Regions from separate parts of the Homo sapiens genome. Here regions 1 and 2 are each linked to region 3. A link is a loop called in an ENCODE intact Hi-C map of the cell type or tissue named here. Cell type or tissue: heart left ventricle. All regions are shown on one strand. Each heading gives the region's core, and the rest is flanking DNA. Links, peaks and the distances in the headings are about the cores only.

Region 1 (7,569 bases), core at 1,087-6,086, 380 kb after region 3:
CCAGAGAATTGCTTGAACCTGGGAGGTGGAGGTTGCAGTGAGCCCAGATTGCACCACTGCACTCCAGCCTGGGTGACAGAGCAAGACTCCATCTCAAAAAAAAAAAGAAAGAAAGAAAATTGGGACAAAAAATAATAAAGATATAGAAAAGTTCTGAGCTTCTTACCAACCAAAACAAAGAGGGAAACAAGAATCATGCTAACCAAGAGGTTTATAAAACCAACAAACCAGCAGTTTCTTGTAATCATAAGGATTCTGGGGCCTGGTGCGGTGGCTCACGCCTGTAATCCCAGCACTTTGGGAGGCCAAGGTGGGTGCATCACCTGAGGTCGGGAGTTGGAGACTAGCCTGGCCAACATGGTGAAACCCTGTCTCTACTACAAATGCAAAAATTAGCCGGGTGTGGTGGTGCATGCCTGTAGTTCCAGCTACTCGGGAGGCTGAGGCAGAAGAATCGCTTGAACCCGGGAGGCGGAGATTGGGGTGAGCCAAGATTGCGCCTGGGCACTCCAGCCTGGGCAACAAGAGCGAGACTCTGTCTCAAAAAAAAAAAAAAAAAAAAAAAAGTATTCTGGTGGTAGCAAAATTCCCATTCATTATGGCCTACCAGTTCACTAGTAGAAAGGCCAGTCACCTGTTCTTATATGACTATAATGAGGGACTGGAAAAGAGCTGGTGGCAACAGGAGAATGAGATGGAGAAAGGTAGCCCTTACAGGATAGGGAGGAGGAAACGCAGTGCATTCGGGGTAGAGGGCACAGAATGAGCAAGGCTAGGGAGGCTATTCTATTCTCATAAAAGGAAAAATAAACAAAATGTATAAAACCAATCCCTTTCTCCCTACTTGCACGCGCGTGCACACACACACACACCCCCAATCCAACTCCAAAAAGCACTGCAAAAAAGCAAAAGCCTTTACCAAAGTTCTCGGGAGGACATTGCAAAGGGGTTACACAGCACATCTCACAGCAAGATGTTCATTCATTCATTTCTTAGAGACAGGGTCTCTGTCACCCAGGATAGAGTGGCTGCTCACTGCAGCCTCGACCTCCTGGGCTCAAGTGATCCTCCCACCCCAGCCTCCGGAGTAGCTGGGACTACAGGCGGATGACAGCACCTGGCAAATTTTGTTTATATTTTGTAGAGACAGGGTCTCTCAGTGTTGCCCAGACTGGACTCAAACTCCTGGCCTCAAGCAATCCCTCTGCCTCAGGCTCCCAAAATGTTGCTATTGCAGGCATGAGCCACACACAGAGCCCGGCAGAGATGTCCTTTCTTTTTTTTTTTTTTCCTTTTCTGTTTTCTCTGTCGCCCAGGCTGGAGTGCAGTGGCACGATCTTGATCTTGGTGGCTCACTGTAACCTCTGCCTCCCAGGTTCAAGCGAGTCTCCTGCCTCAGCCTCCCCAGCAGTTAGGATTACAGGCGCGCGTTTCCACGCCTGGCTAATTTGTTGTATTTTTGGCAGAGACGGGGTCTTGCTATGTTGCCCAGGCTGGTCTCGAACCCCTGGCCTCAAGCAATCCGCCCACCTCGGCCTCCCAAAGTGCTGGGATTACAGTTGTGCCTGGCCACTTTTACATAAAAAAAACTTTTCTGAGGGAAAAACAGGCAGGAAGAATTTCCAGGTATTTCCAGGCCGAATGGCAAAACAAGATATGACAGAAAAAAAAAGGGCCCCAAGGACTCTGCACCTCGGTCCTATCCCTGTGCAGTTTGAGCTCTTCAGCCCTCAAAGTGCCCTTCTGGCCACCACCTGGTCCTCTTTTGCAAAGACTGCACGAGAAAGGAGCCAGCCGAGGTGCCCTCAGGTCCAAGCCCTTGTGACCTGGAGCTCTTTCTCCATGTGGCTTGAGGTCCCAAGGTTTCCCCAATGCCAAATCCTTTTGAAACTGAATATGAAGGAGGGGCTCTGAGGGACCCCCATCGCTTTGCCAGGTTTTCAGAGCGCGGCCCACCCTGCAGTTGTGGAGAGAGGGAGTCGTCGCGGAGTTCCCAAACCGCTGAAGGGCAGACCTGGACCGTTCCTGGAATGTGGGAAATGAGTGCGACGGCATACTGGGGCTGCATCAGCCCGTCTCTAGAAAAACCATCGCCTCCAGATCTGGCCCCCAGATTGAGTCCCAGGATTTCCGGGCTGGTTCCAAGAACCTGATCCGGAAAATGGGCGCGGTTCCTGTCTCCTCCCCCTTCCCCTCGGGCCGGTTGGGCACAGTACTTAGGACCCAAATCTGGACCTAATGCCAAGGCCGCCCATCCAGCGCCCAGACTCAGCTGGCCTTGCGCTCCCTGAAGCCACTCGCGGGTACTGGGGACGCCCCTCCCCGTCCCGCGGCCCCTACCCCCACTTCCGCGTAGTCCCGGCTCCCGTCACCCCGCGCGCGCCCCGCGGGAACCCGAGCCCGCCGACCCCGCCCTTCCAGGCCCCGCCCCCGGTGACGCCCCGCCCCGGCACGTGCGCGCGCGTGGTCTGCCAGCTTCTCTGGCCCTGCAAGGCGACCCCTAAGCGCAATGTCCGGGACCCGCGGTCAGAGGGCCGGAGTGAGGGTGGCAGCGCTCAGGGAAGGAGGCGGAGGCAGAGGCCTCTTTCTTCCCCCGAGGTGGAGAGGGCCCCGGGTCGGAGGAGCGAGGGCCGCACCGCTGGAGCCCACTCCCGCCTCCTTCCCCACGGGCCGGCGCACTTGGGAGCTGGACAGGACGCTCTTCCTGGGCTCGGAGCAGGCGCGGGCCCGGGTTGAGCCGAGCCTGAGCAGGGGCAGGCTCTAGCTGGCGGCTGGCCAGATGCCCTCCAGGTGCGCAGCGCGTGACCTGCGGCAGGGCGGGGCGGCCCCACGAGAGTTCTTCGAGGGTGGCGGGCGAGTCACGTGAGCAGGGGTTGGGGTCCGCCGGATAATGGGGGATGCGGGAGCCCGCTGGAGGAGTGGAGGGGCGCCTTGGGGAACGGCGGTTAAGCCCCAGCGACGCTCCTGGCCTGGATGTCGGGCCGTATCCTTGTCGAGGCTGGGGAGCTGGGCCGAGGAGCCCCATCCCGCGGGCGCCGCCTCCCAGGTGGGGCGCGGAGCTCGGCTCTGCGCCGCCACCGTGTGGCCGAAGGGGGCAGCGCCTGCTTGGTGCCAGGAGGCTCCTCGGGGCTGACGGCGGGGACTCGCACGAGGCACCGAGGAGCCTCTGGCGATCGGCTTTCGATACCCTGCCCCCTTCCGAGCTAGGGTCCAGGAGTGGGGTTGAGGTTGCCATGGCGACGGGTGCGCGGGCTGGTATCTTCCTCTGGCTGCTGTGGGGCCGGGGCGTGGACACCCAGCATCTGCCCTCACCCTGCTCACTGAATCACCTTGGTGTGGACGAGGATTATCCTTCCCAAAAGCAGCCAGGCCTCCCAACAACCAACCAGCTTTTTTTGTTTTGTTATTTTTTTAAAAAAAAATAGAGATAGGGTCTCGCTCTGTTGGCCAGGCTGTCCTCCCAAAGTGCTGGGGTTACAGGCATAAGCCCCCGCGCGCAGCCCCAGCTTTCTTTTTTTTCTTTTTGCTGGAGTTAAGCAGTATGATCTCGGCTCGCTGCAACTTCCGCCTCCAAGGTTCAAGCCGTTCTCCTGCCTCAGCCTCCCAAGTAGCTGGGACTACAGGCACGAGACACCACGCCTGGCTAATTTTTGTATTTTTAGTAGAGACGGGGTTTTGCCAAGGCGAGGCCAAGGCAGGTGGATCACGAGGTCAGGAGTTCAAGACCAGCCTGGCCAACATGGTGAAACCCCATCTCTACTAAAAATACAACAATTAGCCAGGCGTGGTGGTGCGCACCTGTAGTCTCAGTTACTCGGGAGGCTGAGGCAGGAGAATTGCTTGAATCCGGGAGGCAGAGGTTGCAGTGAGTCCATATCATGCCACTGCACTCCAGTCTGGGCGACAGAGCAAGACTGTCTCAAAAAAAAAAAAAAAAAAATACCTAGGGCCCCCAGCTGTAGTCATGTCCCATTCTGGAAAACACTACCATAGGGAATTACTGGAAGTACCCTGGGGAGGTAGGATGAAGCCACTGTTGGTTGAGCAAGGTTGTCTGTGTATCAAGTAAGGAGGCTTGCTGCTTTTCATAATTCTTTCTGAGCCCCAGATCTATCAGCATATCTGATCTTAACCTTCCCTGCTGGCAACACTTCGGTGACTCCCAGTTCTCTTCCAGACAAAGAGCAAATGTCTTAACATGGCCCGCAAGGCCCTTTGGGATCTTGAGATAGGTCCACCATGGCTCCACTGGGCTGGTGAATGAGGGAATGAGATAGGAGAACCAAGAAACAGGGAGGACTTCCTGGAGGAAGTGACATTTGAGCTGAAATCTCACCAATTTATGTGCGAGAACCAGGTGATGGTGGTGAAGCGCTTTCTAGGGAGAAGGAACAGCGTGTAAACAGTTCCTGAGACAGGAGGAAACCTTGTGCATGTGACCACCTGAAAGAGGCCTGAAGAAGAAACCGGAGGAATCTGCAGAGGCCAGATCCTGAGTGCCTGGCGCATCACAGACTGTGATTTTTTTTTTTTTTTTTTGAGACAGTCTTGCTCTGTCACCCAGGCTGGAGTGCAGTTGTGCCATCCATGGCTTACTGCAGCATCGACCTCCTAGGCTCAAGCAATCCTTCCACCTCAGCCTCCCTAGCAGCTGGGACTACAGGTGTGTGCCACTATGCCTGGCTAATTTTTGTATTTTTTGTAGAGCCAGGGTTTCCCTGTGTTGCCCAGGCTTAGACTGTGATCTTAATACTGTGCTGTCAGAAGCCATTCAGAGTTCCAAGCTGGGGGGTGACTTTTATTCAATGACGTGAACAACAAATACTTCTTGAGCACCTACTACATGTAGAATGCTGGGGATTTTATAGTAACCAGACTCTTGCAATCTCTGTCATTGGGAAGCTTATACTCTTTTCTTTTCCTAATCAAAGTTATATATGCACAAAGTTTAAACAGATAAGTTTTTATAAAAACAGCAGGCTGGGCATGATTATCACACCTATAATCCCAGCACTTTGGGAGGCCAAGGTGGGAGGATTGCTTGAGCCCAGGAGTTCAAGACCAGCCTGGGCAACATAGTGAGACCTCCATCTCTACTAAGAAAACAAAAAGACATCGCCCATTCCACTGAAGCAGAGGCACCCATTTTCAACTCCTTTAACTGACTATATTTTATATTTATCTCCATATCTCGAAATAAATGTGCTTGTTTTGCTCTTTCTTGATATTTCAGTTATAGGCACTATCTCTTGTTTTTCTACCATGGAAAATAGTTTTATTTTTTGGGTTTTTGTGAGACAGGGTCTCACTCTGTCACCCAGGCTGGAGTGCAGTGGTGCCATCCATGGCTCACTGCAGCCTCGACCTTCCTGGTTCAAGTGATCCTCAGCTCAGCCTCTTGAGTAGCTGGGACAATAGGTGCGCACCACCATGCCAGGCTAATATTTTTTTCTGTTTTTTGTAGAGATGGGGTCTCACTTTTGTTGCCCAGGCTGGAGGACGATAGTTTTAACACTTCCCATCACCAGCCATACGGATAATCCCCATCTCTCTAAACTGCCATCATAATTTTGTTTTGTTCAATTCTCATTGTTTACATTATTCGACGGCGCTATGATTCCTTTCCTCTACAACTTTTTGTTTTCCTGCAGCTCTTAATTGTCCTGTTTTACCACTTGCTTAGTGTATTCCACTCCCTACCAGGTATCTAAATCTCCTCTCAAGATGTTCAGACAGGCTGGGCGTGGTGGCTCACGCCTGTAATCCCAGCACTCTGGGAGGCCGAGGCAGGTGGATCAGAGGGTCAGGAGATTGAGACCATTCTGGTTAACACGGTGAAACCCCCTCTCTACTAAAAAATATAAAAAATTAGCTGGGCGTGGTGGTGGGCGCCTGTAGTCCCAGCTACTCGGGAGGCTGAGGCAGGAGAATGGCGTGAACCCTGGAGACGGAGCTTGCACTGAGCCGAGATTGCGCCACTGCACTCCAGCCTGGGAGACAGAGCAAGACTCTGTCTCAAAAAAAAAAAAAAAAGATATTCAGACAAATCAGATACCTCAGGTTGGTCTCTCTGGAAGGTACACAGAAGAAGAGGTTTGTTAGGGATCAACACCTATGAAAGGAAGTGGGAGGAAGCAGGATTGGGCAGAAGTCAAACTACAGTGCAGGCCTGGCAAAGCCTAGGCCAACCTGGCAAGGAGCTCTGGAGTGAGTTTTGCCCATCAGAGTGTGCCAAGCCTGGCTGGAATGGCCAGGCCTTTATACCACTGCCTGGCTCAGTCACCTGATGGGGGCCGCCCTGGGGAAGGATGAGGAAGGATGTGGAAGGATGTGATCTTGGGCGAGGAGGCTGTCTGCATCTGAGGCCAGCCCTGGAGCTGACAGCTGGAGGCTGTCTGCTGTCCAAACTCCCTGCAGCTGGGCAGCAGGCCCTTCCTTGAACAGCGGGCGGGGTGGGGGGTGTTGGGAGGCTCATCTCCATGACTACCACATCAATCTTCTATCACTTTCATGTTCTTGAAGAAGTTTTCTTGGAGTCCTCTGTTCTGCTCCAGTCTGGAGTGTTTGCCCTTTATACCTGGTGAGCAGGTATCACTCTGGGCAGGGAAAGATCCAGATTGTTTAGGGTCTAAAACTTATGCAGGCATGGTGTGGTGGCTCAGAATTTTGGGAGGCCAAAGTGAGAGAATCTAGGCCAGGAGTTCAAGACCAGCCTGGGCAACGTAACAAGCCCCACTTTCTACCATCAGTCATTCAGTCCAAAATTATCTGGGTGTGGTGGAAGTTGAGGCAGGAGGATTGCTTGAGCCCAGGAGATCAAGGCTGCATTGAGGCGTGTTTGCGCCACTGTATTCCAGCCTGGGCAAAAGAGTGAGGCCTTGTCTCAAAAAAAAAAAAAAAAAAGCTTATACATTCTGAGTCCTTTTATTTATTTAGAGACAGTCTGGCTCTGTCATCCAGGCTGGAGTGCAGTGGCGCCATCTTGGCTCACTGCAACCTCCACCTCCAGGGTTCAAACGATTCTTGTGCCTCAGCCTCCCGAGTAGTTGGGATTACAGGCGTGTGCCACCACGCCTGGCTAATTCTTTTATATTTTTAGTAGAGACAGGGTTTCACCATGTTGGCCAGGCTGGTCTCTAACTCCAGGCCTCAGGTGATCCACCTGCCTCAGCCTCCCAAAGTGCTGGGATTACAGGCATGAGCCACTGCTGGCCTTTTTTTTGTTTTTGTTTTTGTTTTTTTGAGACGGAGTCTCAGTCTGTCACCCAGGCTGGAGTACAGTGGCACGATCTCTGCTCACTGCAGCCTCCGCCTCCAGGGTTCAAGCGATTCTTCTGCCTCAGCCTCCCGAGTCTCAGTGGTGTGATCTCTGCTCACTGCAGCCTCAAACTCCTGAGCTCAAGCAATCCTCCCACCTCAGCCTCCTTAGTAGTAGCTGGGACCACAGGTGCTTACTACCATGCCCAGCTAGTATTTTGCATTTTTAGTAAAGATGGGGTTTCACCATGTTGGCCAGGCTGGTCTTGAACTCTCTACTTCAGGTGATCCGCCCACCTCGACCTCCCGAAG
Region 2 (7,569 bases), core at 1,087-6,086, 280 kb after region 3:
GAAACTCCTGTGTCAGGACCTGTGCATTTGCTGTGCCCTCTGCCTGGCAAGCTCCTCCCCCTCATATTTATATGGCTTGTTCTCCCTCTTCTTTTATGTCTCAGCTCAAATCACCTCATCAGTGAGTTCTTTCTGTCTACCCTTTGTAAACTAAAAAAACTCTGTCCAGCCGGGCGCGGTGGCTCACACCTGTAATCCCAACACTTTGGGAGGCCGAGGCGGGCAGATCACAAGGTCAGGAGATCGAGACCATCCTGGACAACATGGTGAAACCCCATCTGTACTAAAAATACAAAAAATTAGCTGGGCATGGTGGCGCGTGCCTGTAATCCCAGCTACTCAGGAGGCTGAGGCAGGAGAATTGCTTGAACCAGGGAGTCGGAGGTTGCATTGAGCTGAGATCACACCATTGCCCTCCAGCCTGGCAAGAGAGTGAGACTCCATCTCAAAAAAAAAAAAAAAAAAAAGACTCTGCTCAAACCATAATTTCTATCTCCCTTAACACTGCTTTATGATTCTCAATACCCTCATTATCATTTAATACACTATAGGTCTACTTACTTATTATTTTGATCCTTCCCATTAGAATGTAAGTTGCATGAGAATAAGAACTTTATTTTATTTTCTGTTCTTAGAACACTGTTTTCAGCTCTGATAACACTGCCTGGCACATAGTAGGTGAATAGAGGCAGTTGACTAAAGAATAGGACCGATGTTTTCAATGACTGAATTAACAGAAAGACAAAGTCATTCTTCTGAGGATGGGAAAGCATGTTGTAAACTAGGAAATGATATAAAAAGTTTATTTCTTCCAGTTGGTTCTTGATTTCTAAGTCTTATGATCCTCTTTGAAAACCTTTACTAAATAGAGTAGACTCAAATGATCTTGGATGCAATGCTGACTCTTGGTAGGCCACCAAATACATAACTGGGTGTCAGGAAATGCGGTCTTGCCATCTTTCTCAGGCTCACTGCCATAGCTAGCAAGGACCTCTTGCTCCTTTCTTAGGTATCCTTGCATGCCTTTGGCTTTTCAGAATTTTTTATTCTGGGGAATGGGAGTGATGGTTGATGCCCTGTCTGTAGTTGAGATTCTGTACAGGGAAAGTCATTCAGTTAAATCAAGCAGTATTGAATTCCTAATTGACACAAATGAGACAGACAGACAGCTGGAGGAGTGGGGGAGGGACAGAGAGCAGGTGCCCTGAATAATGGACAAAGAAGAGAGGCAGAATATAAATTGAAGCTAATGGTGAAGAAGCTCACTGTGAGTCTAGATTTTGTGCCACAAGAAAAGTAAACTTTGCCACAGCTTACTTTACGTAGAGCGGAAAGGATCCAGTGGTGTTTTTGCCAAGGATAAGGCAACAAGTTCCAAATGCTTGTGCCATTTTGGCTGCCCTGATGGCCAAGTTTGCCTCTTTTCAGGTACCATCATTTGTGAGAATCACTCTTAGTAAAGTCCTCATTCTGTGTTTTTTTCCAAAACAAACTTAATCACGTAGTGTTTGAACGAAAGAAACTGCTTTGAAAATTCTATTTGTCAAACAAAGGGATTCTTAACACGTAAGTTAGGAAGGTGAAGGGAAGGATGTTTCTAGATCTTCAAATGCCAGACATAGGGGGCATTCCTGCAGAGAAGGCATGTATCTTGTCAACTCCAGAATTTCCTCTGAGAATGCTGGGGGCTTTTTTCCTCTCAGTCCCCTCTTGATCAGAGCTTTGACTCCCCAGCTCAGACAGTTCTTTTCTGTAGCCATGGGAATTGCTCCCATAATTAGCAGTGTCTCCTGCCTGGAACTCAGACAAGTAAATGTTCAAACCTGGCAGCCGATCCTGGGAAGGAGAGCTGATTAAATCTTTCCTGTCGAGAGGCACCTTTTTGATTTGAATGTGACACCTACATCCCCCACCTCAGGTTTGTCTGGGGGAAGCAGTTTTGCCCATATCTTCATAACTGAAGATCCTGGTATTTTAAAGACACATTTAATCTTAAAAGGAGCCCATTGGTTTCCCAAGTTAAGTAACTTAGGAAAAAGCCTAGGCTTTTTTCCTCTCCTGGCCCCTTCTCCACTAAACACCACCCTGTGTTTGGTATGATGAAAGCTCCTGCTACACAGGTATCATCAAATGCCAGAGGCCTTGAGAAATAAAACGAGTTCAGAACACCACTAAGTACACATAAGTATTAACTACAAATGGAGGAGTGAAAGAGCAGGCAAACTATTTCTTTAGAAGTTTTAGTAAGACGGGCTGGAACCATCAAGCCCCAAAGTGAATACTCTTGGTGATATTCCGTTCCAGGAAAGCTTTCTACAGGCGGAGGTGTATTCTTATCTGGATGTAGCTGGATTATGTACTACCATTCAAACACTTTTGGGAGAGACAATATCCATTTTCCTACTGACATCAAGGCAGCCTTTTAAGTTTATCCAGATTTATTTTGGTTAGTGCAATAAAAAAGCAAGGTTGGAGAATTATGTTTAACAAAAATAAAGTCATTGTATGCTTAAAGTTTCCCACTGAAAGCTGCTTTTAAAGCAGTTTGCTGCTGCTCAGCTCCAGTCACCTCAGCAATACTTGCATTCAGTCAGATTGGCTGTGAACAAAGCAAATTTACTTCACACACAACAGCCCTAAACCTCCACTCTCAGGACAGAAGTCTTCCTTAGCAATGTTTTCTACATGGCTCTGGTTAAGGGCCATTCACTTACCTCTAACCTCTTTCTCCTGGGAGACAAAGGCACCTTTGGGCTGAAGTGACACAGGAGAGTTAGAATCAGATTTGTTATCGACATTGCAGCCTTCAGTTTCAGTAAGAGGCTAAATCTGTCTATTCCAACTACAGGAAGGCAATCTTTATAACCCCTGGAGCACTTGGCCAATTATGCACCTGCAAATATACCATACAGGACATTTCAGGTTCCTAGGCACTTTGAAAACCGATACTTAAACAGACTCAAGGGATGCTATCACCCACCTCGAATAATAGCTGCTTTGGAATCTGTTATTGGCACCAGAAAAAGAAAGAGTCCTCTGAAGTCATTCTAAAGCCATTTTTATTGTGCATTTTCAAACAAAGAACCTCACCAAAAGAACTTCTGTTACAAAATCAGGGTAGAAAGTCAAACTCATCTCATCTAAGAGTCAATTACCCTGGCAATTTTGTGAGGCGATGGGAAATGAGCGTTAGAGGAGAGGACTGTGGGGAGGAGGTGGGATTGGCTTTTAAAATCCCCTGGGTGAGAAGGGTGTTCCCACTGACTCTAAACCCTAACAATTGCAACAGAAGGGCCTCTGTGACTTTCTGGCTATAAACTTTTTATGATTATTAACTGAGGAAACCTAGAATATGTGGAATTTTAACAGTTGGCTTTCAACCTCCATTTGCTCCTTTCTCAGAAACTTGGTTTTGCACAGTGTAATAATCTAAGGCTCAGAATTTATGTTAGTTACCTTGCTGTTCCTTGATAAAAAGCTACCTTCTTACATATCTTACTTCCAATAAAGAGGCAGATTCCCTATGTACTGTTTATCTCGGGAAAGAAATACATGTGGGAAAAGAAGCAATTTTCTTCTCATTGCAATTAAATTAAATCATGACCACCTGTTGTGGGATTATCCTGCCATCTGCTGTTCAAAAGAGAAACAACAGCAGAGAACCAGAAAGAAGAGGCAAAATGTTGGAAAGCTTTGCTCCCAGATGTCCATCAGTTGATTACGGTTATTGGTATAGTTAAAATTTTCAGTGTTACACCTCTTTTAGAATTTATCTATCAGGTTTTCCAGTGTTCACTGAAATTTGTCTCTTAGACAAGTTCTAAAAGAGCTGTAACACTGAAGATGGTTCTCTTCTCTGGAAAAACTTCCCACGGGAAAAACAAAAATCTTCCTTTAAAAATTTTTTTAAAGGATCTCACTTTCTTTCTTTCTTTCTTTTCTTTTTTTTTTTTTTTTTTTGAGATGGAGTGTCGCTCTGTTGCCCCGGCTGGAGTGCAGTGGCGTGATCTTGGCTCACTGCAACCCCCACCTCCTGGGTTCCAGCGATTCTCCTGCCTCAGCCTCCAGAGTAGCTGGGATTACAGGCATGTGCCACCATGCCAGACTCATTTTCGTATTATTATTATTTATTAATAATAGCTATTGTTTTAGTAGAGACGGGATTTCACTATGTTGGCCAGGCTGGTCTTGAACTCATGACCTCGGGTGATCCACCCGCCTCGGCCTCCCAAAGTGCTGGGATTATAGGCATGAGCCACCAAGCCCGGCCTCACTTTCTATTTATTTAATTTTTTTGAGACAGGGTTTGCTCTGTTGCCCAAGTTGGAGTACAGTGGCATGATTATGGCTCACTGCAGCCTCTAACTCCTGGGCTCAATTGATCCTCCCACCTCAACCTCCCAAGTAGCTGGGACCACAGATGTGCGCCACCCCAACCAGCTAATTTTTGTTTTTATTTAAAAAATTTTGTTGAGACAGAGTCCACTCTGTTGTCCAAGCTGGAGTGCAGTGGTGTGATCATGGTTCACTGCAGCCTTGACCTCCCAGACTCAAGTGATCCTCCCACCTCAGCCTCCCAAATAGCTGGGACTACACCACTATGCTCAGCTAATTTTTGTATTTTTTGTAGAGATAGTGTCTCCCTATGTTGCCCAGGCTGGTCTCGATCTCCGGGGCTCAAGTGATCCTTCTGCCTCGGTCTCCCAAAGTGCTGGGATTACAGGTATGAACCACTGTGCCTGGGCTGATTTTTTTTAATTTTTAAATTATTATTATTATTTTTTTGAGACTTGCTCTGTTGCCCAGGCTGGAGTGCAATGATGCAATCTTGACTCACTGCAACCTCTGCCTCCCGGGTTCAAGCGATTCTCCTGCCTCAGCCTCCCGAGTAGCTGGGATTACAGGCACGCACCACCATACCCGGCTAATTTTTGTATTTTTAGTAGAGATGAGTTTTCACCATGTTGGCCAGGCTGGTCTTGAACTCCTGACCTCAGGTGATCCGCCTGCCTTGGCCTCCCAAAGTGCTAGGATTATAGGCGTGAGCCACTGCTCCCAGCCCTGATTTATTATTAATATTTTATTTTGTCTACAGGTTTTCCCCAATCTTTTTTGTTTGTTTGTTTGTTTTGTTTTGTTTGAGACAGAGTCCAGGCTGCAGTGCAGTGGCACGATCTCGGGTCACTGCAACCTCTGCCCCCCAGGTTCAAGTGATTCTCCTGTCTCAGTCTCCTGAGTAGCTGGGATTACAGGCACGTGCCACCACGCCCGGCTGATTTTTTTGTATTTTTAGTAGAGACGGGGTTTTGACATGTTGGCTAGGCTGGCCTCGAACTCCTAACCTCAGGTAATCCACCCACTTCTGTCTCCCACAGTGCTGGGATTACAGGCGTTAGCCACTGTGCCCGGCTGTTTCTCCCTAATCTTATCCATATCCCTGGTTTCTTCCTTGGGATTAATAGGGAAAATATGAAACTTTAATTTTCCCTCACTCTTGGCAAAATAATAATAAGATTTATAATCCTATTAAAAGGCATATTCTCCACTCAGTAATCTAAGTCATATGAGTGCGTCCCCTGGGCTTTTCATTGTCTACCACTCTAATTGTCTCCTATCTGGTCTTCCTTTCTCCAGGGCATTGTTCACACCACTGCCAGTCAGAGTAATCATTTTCCAATGCAAAATTGGTCAAGCCATTCCCCAGCTCAGAATCCTTCAATGGCTCTCACTTTCTTTCTTTCTTTTTTTTTTTTGAGTCTCGCTCTTGTCACCCAGGCTGGAGTGCAATGTGCAATGGCGCAATCCTCTGCCTCCCCGGTTCAAGTGATTCTCCTGCCTCAGCCTCCTGAGTAGCTGAGATTACAGGTGCCTGCCACCATGCCCAGCTAATTTTTGTATTTTTAGTAGAGATGGGGTTTCACCATGTTGGCCAGGCTGGTCTCGAATTAAAGTGCTGGGATTACAGCCATGAGCCACTGCACCTGGCCGGCTCTCACTTTCTTGTAGGATTAAGTTCAAGATCCTAGTCCTGACATTCAAGGCCTTTGGGTTGAATTTAAGTTCCCTGATTTATCAGGTTATTTTATACCTCTTTGATTTTGCTTGTGCTGTTTTCCTTGCCAGAAACACCCTTTCTGGCCATATATACCTGACAAACCATGCCCATCTTTTAGGTAGCTGGATGTCAGCTCTTCTGGAAATCTCTCTTGGTTTTCTGCCCCCTGATAGAACTGGTCATATCCTCTTTTGTGCCACTGGCTCCCCTTCCCCAACATACTTTAATGACATCACTTATCCCAAGGTCATATAATTTTCTATTTCCTTTTCTGTCTCCCTCACTAGAATAAAAAGCTCCTTAATAGGTTATGAGTTTCCTACTAGATTATGTATCTCAGCACCTAGAACTGTGCCTGGTTTATAGTAGATGTTTAGTAAATGTCTGTGGAATAAATCCTGTAGAATTTATCTAGCATTTTAACTTTTTTGTTGTTTGTTTGTTTAAATTTAATTAATTTACTTATTTTTGAGACAGAGTCTCACTCTGTCACCCAGGCTGGAGTGCAGTGGCACAATCATAGCTCACTACAGCCTTGACCTCACGGTCTCAGATAATTCTCCCACCTCAGCCTCCTGAGTAGCTAGAACTACAGGCACCCACCACCACACCCAGCTACTTTTTGTATTTTTGGTAGAGATGGGGTTTCGCCGTGTTGCCCAGGCTCTTCTGGAACCCTTGGGATCAAGCAATTTGCCCTCCTTGGCCTCCCAAAGTACTGGGATTACAGGCATGAGCCACCACGTCCAGCCTAGCATTTTAACTTTCAAAGGGCTTTCTCTGCACTGTTTCATTTTATCTTTTTTGATCCTGCGAGAAAGTAAGGGCAGGTATTAATTTACTGTGACCACTTTATGGATGAAGAAAGGGAAACAGCAGACAGCTGGTAAGTGGCAAAGCAAGAATTTGAGCCCAGTTTTTCTGAGAAGAGAAAACCACGACCCTGTATACTGTCGCTCTGCCCAGATCTTCTCAGATCTTCTACCAGTTCCTCCTGACCCTCCCTTGGCTTCTGTTTGTTTTTGCTCCCAGTAACCAGCTCCTGAGACGACACTTCAAAAGAGGAAGATCCTCAAGTTACTAGAATGGTTTTGTTCCTTACTTATTCCCTGGTCTCTAGCAAATGATTGATTAGATGCAGGAGTCTGAAAGACTGGCATTCTTGCCTCTGGGTAGAGTTTATACTCTTGAGCTCCTTCAGGGATTAATAGGGATTAAACTACTCTCTTGAGGACTTTGCCTGAAATCTCACCTTTGCGTGGCTTTTTGCTTTTTCCCTTCCCAGCTCAACTTCTCCTATGCCCTACTGACTTCTTGGAGCGTTTCCTTAAGACCCTGTCCCCCACCCCACCCCCGCCAAAAAAAAAAAGAGAAAAAAAAGGCTGGGCATGATGGCTCATGCCTGTAATCCCAGCACTTTGAAAGGCCAAGGTGAGGATCACTTGAGCCCAGAAGTTCAAGACCAACCAGAGCAACACAGTGAGATTTCATCTCTGCAAAAATTAAGAAAATTA
Region 3 (7,569 bases), core at 1,197-6,196:
CGTCACACCTGCAGTTAATGTAGGCCAATTGGACTGCATGTGCTCAGCAAAAGAGGGGAGGAGCAATTTTTTTTTTAAATTTAAGATGGACTTTCTTTTGCTGTTGTTGCCCAGGCTGGAATGCAATCTCCAACTCCAGGGTTCAAGTGATTCTCCTCCCTCAGCCTCCTAAGTAGCTGGGATTACAGGCATGCTCCACCACACCTGGCCCTTTTTTTTTTTTTTTTTTGAGACGGACCGTCAATCTTGTTGCCCCAGTTGGAGTGCAATGGTGCAATCTCAGCTCACTGCAACCTCCATCTCCCACGTTCAAGCAATTCTCCTGCCTCAGCCTCCCGAGTAAGTGGGATAATAGGCGCCCGCCACCACGCTCAGCTAATTTTTTGTATTTTTAGTAGAGACAGCGTTTTACCATGTTGGCCAGGCTGGTTTCGAACTCCTGAACTCAGGTGATCCACCTGCCTTGGCCTCCCAAAGTGCTGGGATTATAGGCGTGAGCCACCATGCCCGGCCTGCAACTTTTATATTTATTTCTTAGAGGCAGGGTCTTGCTCCTTTGCCCAGGCTGGAGTGCAGTGATGCAATCATAGCTCACTGCGACCTTGAACTCCTGGGCTCGTTACCCTCCCACCTCAGCCTCCCAAAGTGCTGGGATCACAGGCATGAGCCATCGTCCCCAGCTGGGAAGGGCAGTTTATGTTTGTTTATTTTGTGAGGCAGAGTCTCACTCTGTTGCCCAGGCTGGAGTGCAGTGGCGTGATCTCAGCTCACTGCAGCCTTGACCTCCCTGGGCTCAAGTGATCCTCCCACTTCAGCCTCCTGAATAGCTAGGACTATGGGCGTGTGCCACTGTGGCCAGCTAATTTTTGTAGAGATGGGGTTTCACCATACAGCCTAGGCTGGGAGAAGCAATTTAAATAATGTAGTATTTTGTACACCGTACAGATGGTTCCCAACTTATGATGGCTCAACTTTATGATGGTGTGAAAGCTATATGCATTCAGTAGAAATCATACTTTGGGTACCTATCAATCATTCTTTCACTTTCAGTACAGTATTCAATAAATTACATGAGATATTCAATACTTTATTGTAAAATAGGCTTTGTGTTAGATAATTTTGCCCAAATGCAGCTAACGTAAGTGTTCTAAGAATATTTAAGGTAGGCGAAACTAAGCTATGATGTGTGGTAGGTTATGTGTATTAAATGCATTTTCGACTTAAGATATTTTTGATTTAGGATGGGTTTATCAGGATGTAACCCCATCATAAGTCAAGGAGCATCTGTACGTTACTTTATGTATTCGTATATATAAAGGATTCTATTCACAAAACCATGTATGCTGCATTTAACAAATAATTTGAGGAATTTTAAAGAGTATTTTTAACCATATACATTTGTGCTGATTTTAGATTCTGCCCTGACCCTAACCCCCTTAAGATTCAGCAGCTCTCTGTAAGAGAGTAGGGACTGATACAAATAAGGGAGTGGTCAGCTTTGCTGAAGGGTAGGTGGGTAAGGAAAGCTTTATGGAGGCATGACACGTGAGTTGTGTCATTTCAAGGTGAGGGTTAGCCAGTCTAATGAAGAAGAAAAGGGAATTCAAGTTAAGAGAACATGCAAAGGCATAGGGGTTCAAAGTTGAGACAGGTTTCAAGGGTTGCAAATAAGATGGCATGGGCCAAGTGTAATGGCTTCATGCCTGTAATTCCAACACTTTGGGAGTTAAAGGTGGGAGGATTGCTCAAGGCCAGGAGTTTGAGACCAGACTGGGTAACATAGTGAGACCCCATCTCTCTCTCTTTTTTTTTTTTAAAGTATAAAAATTTATTTTTGGCCAGGCGTGGTGGCTTACGCCTGTAATCCCAGCACTTTGGGAGGCCAAGGCGGGCGGATCACGAGGTCAGGAGATCGAGACCATTTCTGTCAACATGGTGAAACCCTGTCTCTACTAAAAATAGAAAAATTAGCTGGGTGTGCTGGCATGTACCTGTAGTCCCAGCTACTCTGGAGGCTGAGGCAGGAGAATTGCTTGAACCAGGGAGTTGGAGGTTGCGGTGAGCCGAGATCGCGCCACTGCACTCCAGCTTGGTGACAGAGTGAGACTCTGTCTCAAAAAAAAGAAAAAGAAAGGTCTGTAACTCGAACATCATTTGGTGGGCTAAGTGCTTTACTTGCAGGGTCATTTAATCCTCATTTCAACCCCTTTTATAATTGAGGCGACAGGCCCAAGGTCCCTCTCCCGGGATGTTTTGGAAGAACAGTTCAAACCTTGGTTTTGGTGGGTGTAGAATCTGTTTCTTACTTTGGAGCCATCTGGTAGTACAACAGCCATGGTGTCCTAACATAGCCAACCTAGCCATGGCTAACCTCCATGTCCTCGTCAGACCCCAGACCCAGACATCATCAGGTTTTGAACTCCCTTAGTCTGGCTCCAGAGCATGTGCCATAACGCAAAATTGCAAGGTTAGTACTGTCCAGTCCTTTGATCCGCAGCAGTGTGTGGAAGAGGCAGATAGAGGAGCATTTGAGTCTGGGTGTTTTTGGAGGCTTCTCATACCTGATTGGTCCCTATAATTATGAGGAAGAGAGGGATGGACATGGTTGGAGTGTAGGCATCAGCGGAAGTCAGATCCTGCCCAGACCAGCTCCCCATCCTCTGCCTATGCTATCAGCCTTGACGCACCCTTCCTCAGCACACTGGGCATCCAGGAGAAGTACCTGGCACCCTCGAACCAGTCAGTGGAGCAGGAAGCCATGCAGCTGTAGCAACAAGGTGGACCCTGGAGAGCAGGATGCATAATCCAGCACTGGGGAAAGTGGAGGCTCCTGATGCAGGCTGCAGACCCAAGAGCAAGTCCTCCCAGCCAGAGCTGGCGGGCTGGCAAGGGGATATTCAGCTCTGCAAAGGACTTCTGGCCAAAAAGCCAGACATGGTGCCAAGCAGAACACCCCCCATACTGTCAGTGGTGTCCGTGAGCTCTGGGCCCTGCCACCAGAAAGTCGAGCACTGGTCCTAGTCAGGCTGTGATGAAATGTGCTACAATACAAGAGTTTATTTTCTACTTTTTGTGACTTCCAAACTTTTCTTCAGTCTTCCGGGCCCAGGGGTTTGGGGAAGAATGAGGGAGTGTCACCTAGCCTTGGAATAATCAGTATTTCCCCAAAGCATATAATTCACATTCAGTCACATAGGATTTACATTCAGTCTCCAGTCATGTGTTTTTATTAATCTTCAGTTTTTGGTTCTGAGGTTTGTTTTTTAAAAGATGGGGTCTTGCTATATGGCCCAGGCTGGACTCAAACTCCTGGGCTCATGTGATCTTCCCGCCTCAGACGCCTGAGTAACTGGGACTACAGGTGTGAGCCACCATGTCCCACAATTTTCAGTTTTAACAGAGCCTCAAGCTTCAGCTTTCACAGGCAACACTTCCTAACTAGAACTTTGTTAATGTTTTATATTCACTGTATTTGTTTTATGGTTTTATTCTATTGTTGACAAGTGTTAACTAGTTTTCCATTTACAGTAGTGGTTAAAAGTTTACTTCAAGGCTGGGTGCGGTGGCTCACGCCTGTAATCCCAGCACTTTGGGAGGCCGAGGCAGGCGGATCCCAAGGTCAAGAGATCGAGACCATCCTGGCCAACATGGTGAAACCCCATCTCTACCAAAAAATTTTTTTAATTAGCTGGGCATAGGTGGCGCGTACCTGTAGTTCCAGCTACTTGGGAGGCTGAGGCAGGAGAATCATTTGAACCCAGGAGTCAGAGGTTACAGTGAGCTGAGATTGCACCACTGCACTCCAGCCTGGTGACAGAGCGAGACTTTGTCTCAAAAAAAAGGTGTACTTCAAAAATGAAATACAAGGCTGGGCGTGTTCACTCATGCCTGTAAGCCCAGCACTTTGGGAGGCTGAGGCGGGCGGATCACCTGAGGTCAGGAGTTCGAGACCAGCCTGGCCAACATGGTGAAACCCCTCTCTACTAAAAACATAAAAATTAGCTGGGCATGGTGTTGCACGCCTATAATCCCAGCTATTGGGGAGGCTGAGGCAGAAGAATTGCTTGAACCCAGGAGGCGGAGGTTGCAGTGAGCCAAGATTGTGCCTACATTCCAACCTGGGCGACAGAGCAAGACTCTGTCTCAAAAAAAAATAGTAAGTTGTGTAAAGAAAAATATTAATTATATAATATGGCAGTTCCTATGAGAGTGTGGCAAAAATCAAGAGGGCTTGGAAGTTTTTTCTTTGCTCTTGCAACTGGCTGGATGCAGTTCATATATTTTTCAACCAGTAGGTGGCACCCCAACCTAATTTTTTGCAGTTGTAACCTGGTGGCAGAAGGGGCAGGACTGATGGCTTGGGCAAGACTGTTATGCCAAGTTTTATTTGCATGTATTTGGACTTTCTTTTTTTGGAGACAAAGTCTCTCTCTGTCGCCCAGGCTGGAGTCCAGTGGCACAATCTCGGCTCACTGCAACCTCCGCCTCCCAGGTTCAAGCAATTCTCTGCCTCAGCCTCCCGAGTAGCTGGGATTACAGGCGCCTACCACATGCCCGGCTAATTTTTGTATTTTTAGTAAAGACGGGGTTTCACCATGTTGTTCAGGCTGGTCTTGAACTACTGACCTCATGATTTACCCGCCTTGGCCTCCCAAAGTGCTGGGATTACAGGCGTGAGCCACTGCACCCGGCCACATTTGGACTTATTAACACATATGAAGTGCTTGGTATTTTAGAGTGCTTCCACACACACAATCCTCATTAGAGATAGACAGGATGGGGAGAATTAATAAGCCATTGCCCGTGTTACAGTGAGGAAGCAGAAAGATGAGAAGTTTGAACTTTGGTCAGCCTGGCTTTCTCATAACCCATTTTGCTGACTAAATTGCGAGTATCCCTCCTTTGGTATATTTATTGGTGAGAAGTCACAGCCCTTGTCCCACAGGTTTTGCAGCCAATCAGGAGAAAGAAATTAGGCACCTGTAAAGTATTACTGAATCATAGATAGTTCACCAGTGGTTTGGGCAGTTGGCAAATTAATTTAGGGACATCTGTTCTGAAACAGCATTGAAATAGGACTGACTGCTTTGCTTTCTGGTTGTGGCAGCCAGAGCCAAAGGCAGATGAATGAGGGGCTATGAGGAGGCTACTGTGGCTGGAACAGTATGAAAGCAACCTCAGCTCCCACGCCTGGCTGTAAAGGGGATAATAACTGGGTGCTGCTTCCCAGCCTCTTTCATCTGAGAAGTTCAAAGCACCTCACCCCTATTAACACCCCACAGAGTAGGTAGGAAGTACCAATAGAGCAAGCCAGGAAAACTGAGGCCAGGAGGCACAGCCTGGGGCTAGCTGTGAATCACCTGTGGGGCCTAGAGCCCAGGAATCCTGACGCCCAGGCTACTGGACAAATCCTTTATCAGGGCATTAGGGTGGGTGCTATGCTTTTGAAAGCAGTACCAACGGCTGTGGTCGTGGGTTTTGATGCTTGCCACTCACAGAGGCCCCAGCTCTCACCATAACAAACCAAATGGGGGCTGGAAGGCATCCTTTACAACTTTATGGTCTCGTATGCAAGCACCCTCAGCATTCTCTGCACCCATGGAGTGGAGATGGGTGGGAGTAATCCAAGGCCTTTATTTTCAGGCCATGGTTTGACAGCAAGGGTATTTTCTTCCCCAATAAACGTAGCTTCTGTCTACCTTCCACTGGCAGCAAAATGATTTTCTGTTCTCTGCATATACTGAGGGGATCTGCACAGTGCAGAAAGGAAGATGTCCGAGATCCAAGTGAGGCCTGTTCAGTGTGAAATGTCTAGGGTAGAAGAAAGACCATCCTCCATTATGGCTGGCATGTGGCAGTCATCCTTAAGATTATTTTTAAATTTCCTAATAAATATAGGAAAGTAAAAAACTTAGAAAATGAAAGAGAAGGCCGAGCACGGTGGCTCACGCCTGTAATCCCAGCACTTTGGGAGGCCAAGGCGGGCTGATCACCTGAGGTCAGGAGTGTAAGACAAGCCTGACCAACATGGTGAAAACCTGTCTCTGCTAAAAATACAAAAAAATGAGCAGGGCATGGTGGCATGCGCCTGTAATTCCAGCTACTTAGGAGACTGAGGCAGGAGAATCGCTTGAACCTGGGAGGCGGAAGTTTCAGTGAGCGGAGATCGCGCCATTGCACTCCAGCCTGGGTAACAAGATGGAAAGTACATCTCAAAAAAAAAAAAAACGAAAATGAGTCACCCAGAATCCCATAACGGAAACTTTCTATGGGGTCATCTGTTTAAGAGAAAAATAAATTCTATATTCAAATGTATATTTTGTGTATTCTCTTTTTTTCTCATCTCTGTAAATACCTGGAGATATTTTATGTATTCTTTCAGCCTTATTTTTATACCTGGGGTGGATATTGCATTTATATAAGTGGGATATTTTATAATTGTGTTGTATCCTGCCTTTTTCAGTTAACACCATTCCATGTAATAAAAAATAGATACAATTCCTGTAATTCTAGGACTCTGGGAGGCTGAAGTGGGAGGATCACTTGAGCCAGGAGGTGGAGGCTGCAGTGAACTATGATTGTGTCACTGCACTCTAGCTTGGGCAACAGAGTGAGACCCTGTCTCAAACAATCAAGTAAATAACCTTTTTAATGTCACTTTGGTAATAGTCCATGGTTTGGCTATAACATTGTTTACCTATCCATACTCCCGTGGTTAGCCTACTACTAGCCTACAAGTCATCACCAACTTTTACTTTTGTAAATAGTGTGATTAATATCCTCGTACCCAAATCATTGTCTGAGTCTCTGATTTTTAACTTGGGAGGTAGTCCTGGAAATGAAATAACTGACATATTCCAGGTTCTGGATTCATGTTGCCAAAATGCTTTCCAAAAAATGTGCCACTTTACATCTCACTGATAGTGTCTGAAATTGCTCTTCTCATCTCCAGACCTCCCTTGACAATTCTCTACAACTTCGGGAGGGAGGAAGCCCTCTCTGAGTGTCTTAGAAGGGACCTTCCTGGTCATCCCTACTAACCACTGACATTAGGTTATATGCATTTCTTGGCTCTGAACTGGGAACCTCAACAATTAGAAGACAGTGTAGAATTGGAAGAACTTAGCAGGGACCACAGGTAATTGGAAAGGTTTCCAGCCTGACAAAGAGGCTTAGGCATGAGGGTGAGGCCCTAAAGCCCACAGAGCTGAAGCACATCCAGTCTGCCTGGATTAGCAAAATGCTCACCCGCTGGTGGCTGAGAATATAGGAAGTATGGTCCCATTAGGATCTGTGGGAAAGAGAAAGGGAAGGCCGATTTGAGGAATTCTCTGTCCCTTTCTCAAGAATCCTGAGGGGGGAGGGGAGTGGCTTCAGACCCACCCAAGCACTATTAAGGCCCTCGCCAATTTTGAAAGCAGTGAAGAGGCCCAATTATCCCGGAATCCTGGAGGGAAATTCTCTAGCAAAACACTAGTCCCCTCCTCTCTCTCTTCTCTTGTCTCTGGCTTTTGAGTCTTTACTTACCCAGCCTGATCTGGGCCATTCACTCTCTTTTCTTGTCCCGTT

The links. Peaks named below come from ENCODE experiments on the same cell type or tissue, not always from the same donor. Only the 100,000 strongest peaks of a DNase experiment are listed, where the experiment ranks them.
Region 1: a loop joins it to region 3, with 2.2 times the contacts of the local background. A loop is called at or near these places in 7 of 110 quality-filtered maps.
Region 2: it touches region 3 in a loop (6-fold over the local background); 83 of 110 quality-filtered maps call a loop at or near these places.

The regions. Positions count from the first base shown.
Region 1 is chr1:26,495,867-26,503,435 of GRCh38, reverse strand. No RefSeq gene overlaps it. Among named protein-coding and RNA genes, the nearest start is that of HMGN2, 27 kb to the right of the region's middle. RefSeq lists enhancers at 1,933-1,992, 1,406-2,063, 2,023-2,092 and silencers at 2,273-2,762, 2,973-3,152. In heart left ventricle, for the core only: CTCF peaks have their summits at 2,869 and 3,084 (motif pointing left); DNase peaks (open chromatin) are centred at 1,434, 2,395 and 3,055; H3K4me3 peaks cover 1,849 bases; H3K27ac peaks cover 1,418 bases.
Region 2 is chr1:26,598,610-26,606,178 of GRCh38, reverse strand. It overlaps LOC124904769 (U7 small nuclear RNA), which reads left to right and starts at 3,747; the gene lies at 3,747-3,810. In heart left ventricle, for the core only: a CTCF peak has its summit at 3,642 (motif pointing left); no DNase peak of the experiment used is centred there.
Region 3 is chr1:26,874,878-26,882,446 of GRCh38, reverse strand. It overlaps GPN2 (GPN-loop GTPase 2), which reads left to right. Exons shown (of 5, transcript NM_018066.4): 5 at 2,698-6,315. The coding sequence ends at 2,770. It overlaps GPN2-AS1 (GPN2 antisense RNA 1), which reads right to left and starts at 6,313. Exons shown (of 2, transcript NR_199049.1): 1 at 6,137-6,313; 2 at 4,202-4,329. RefSeq lists an enhancer at 7,074-7,569. In heart left ventricle, for the core only: CTCF peaks have their summits at 4,088 and 4,288 (motif pointing right); no DNase peak of the experiment used is centred there.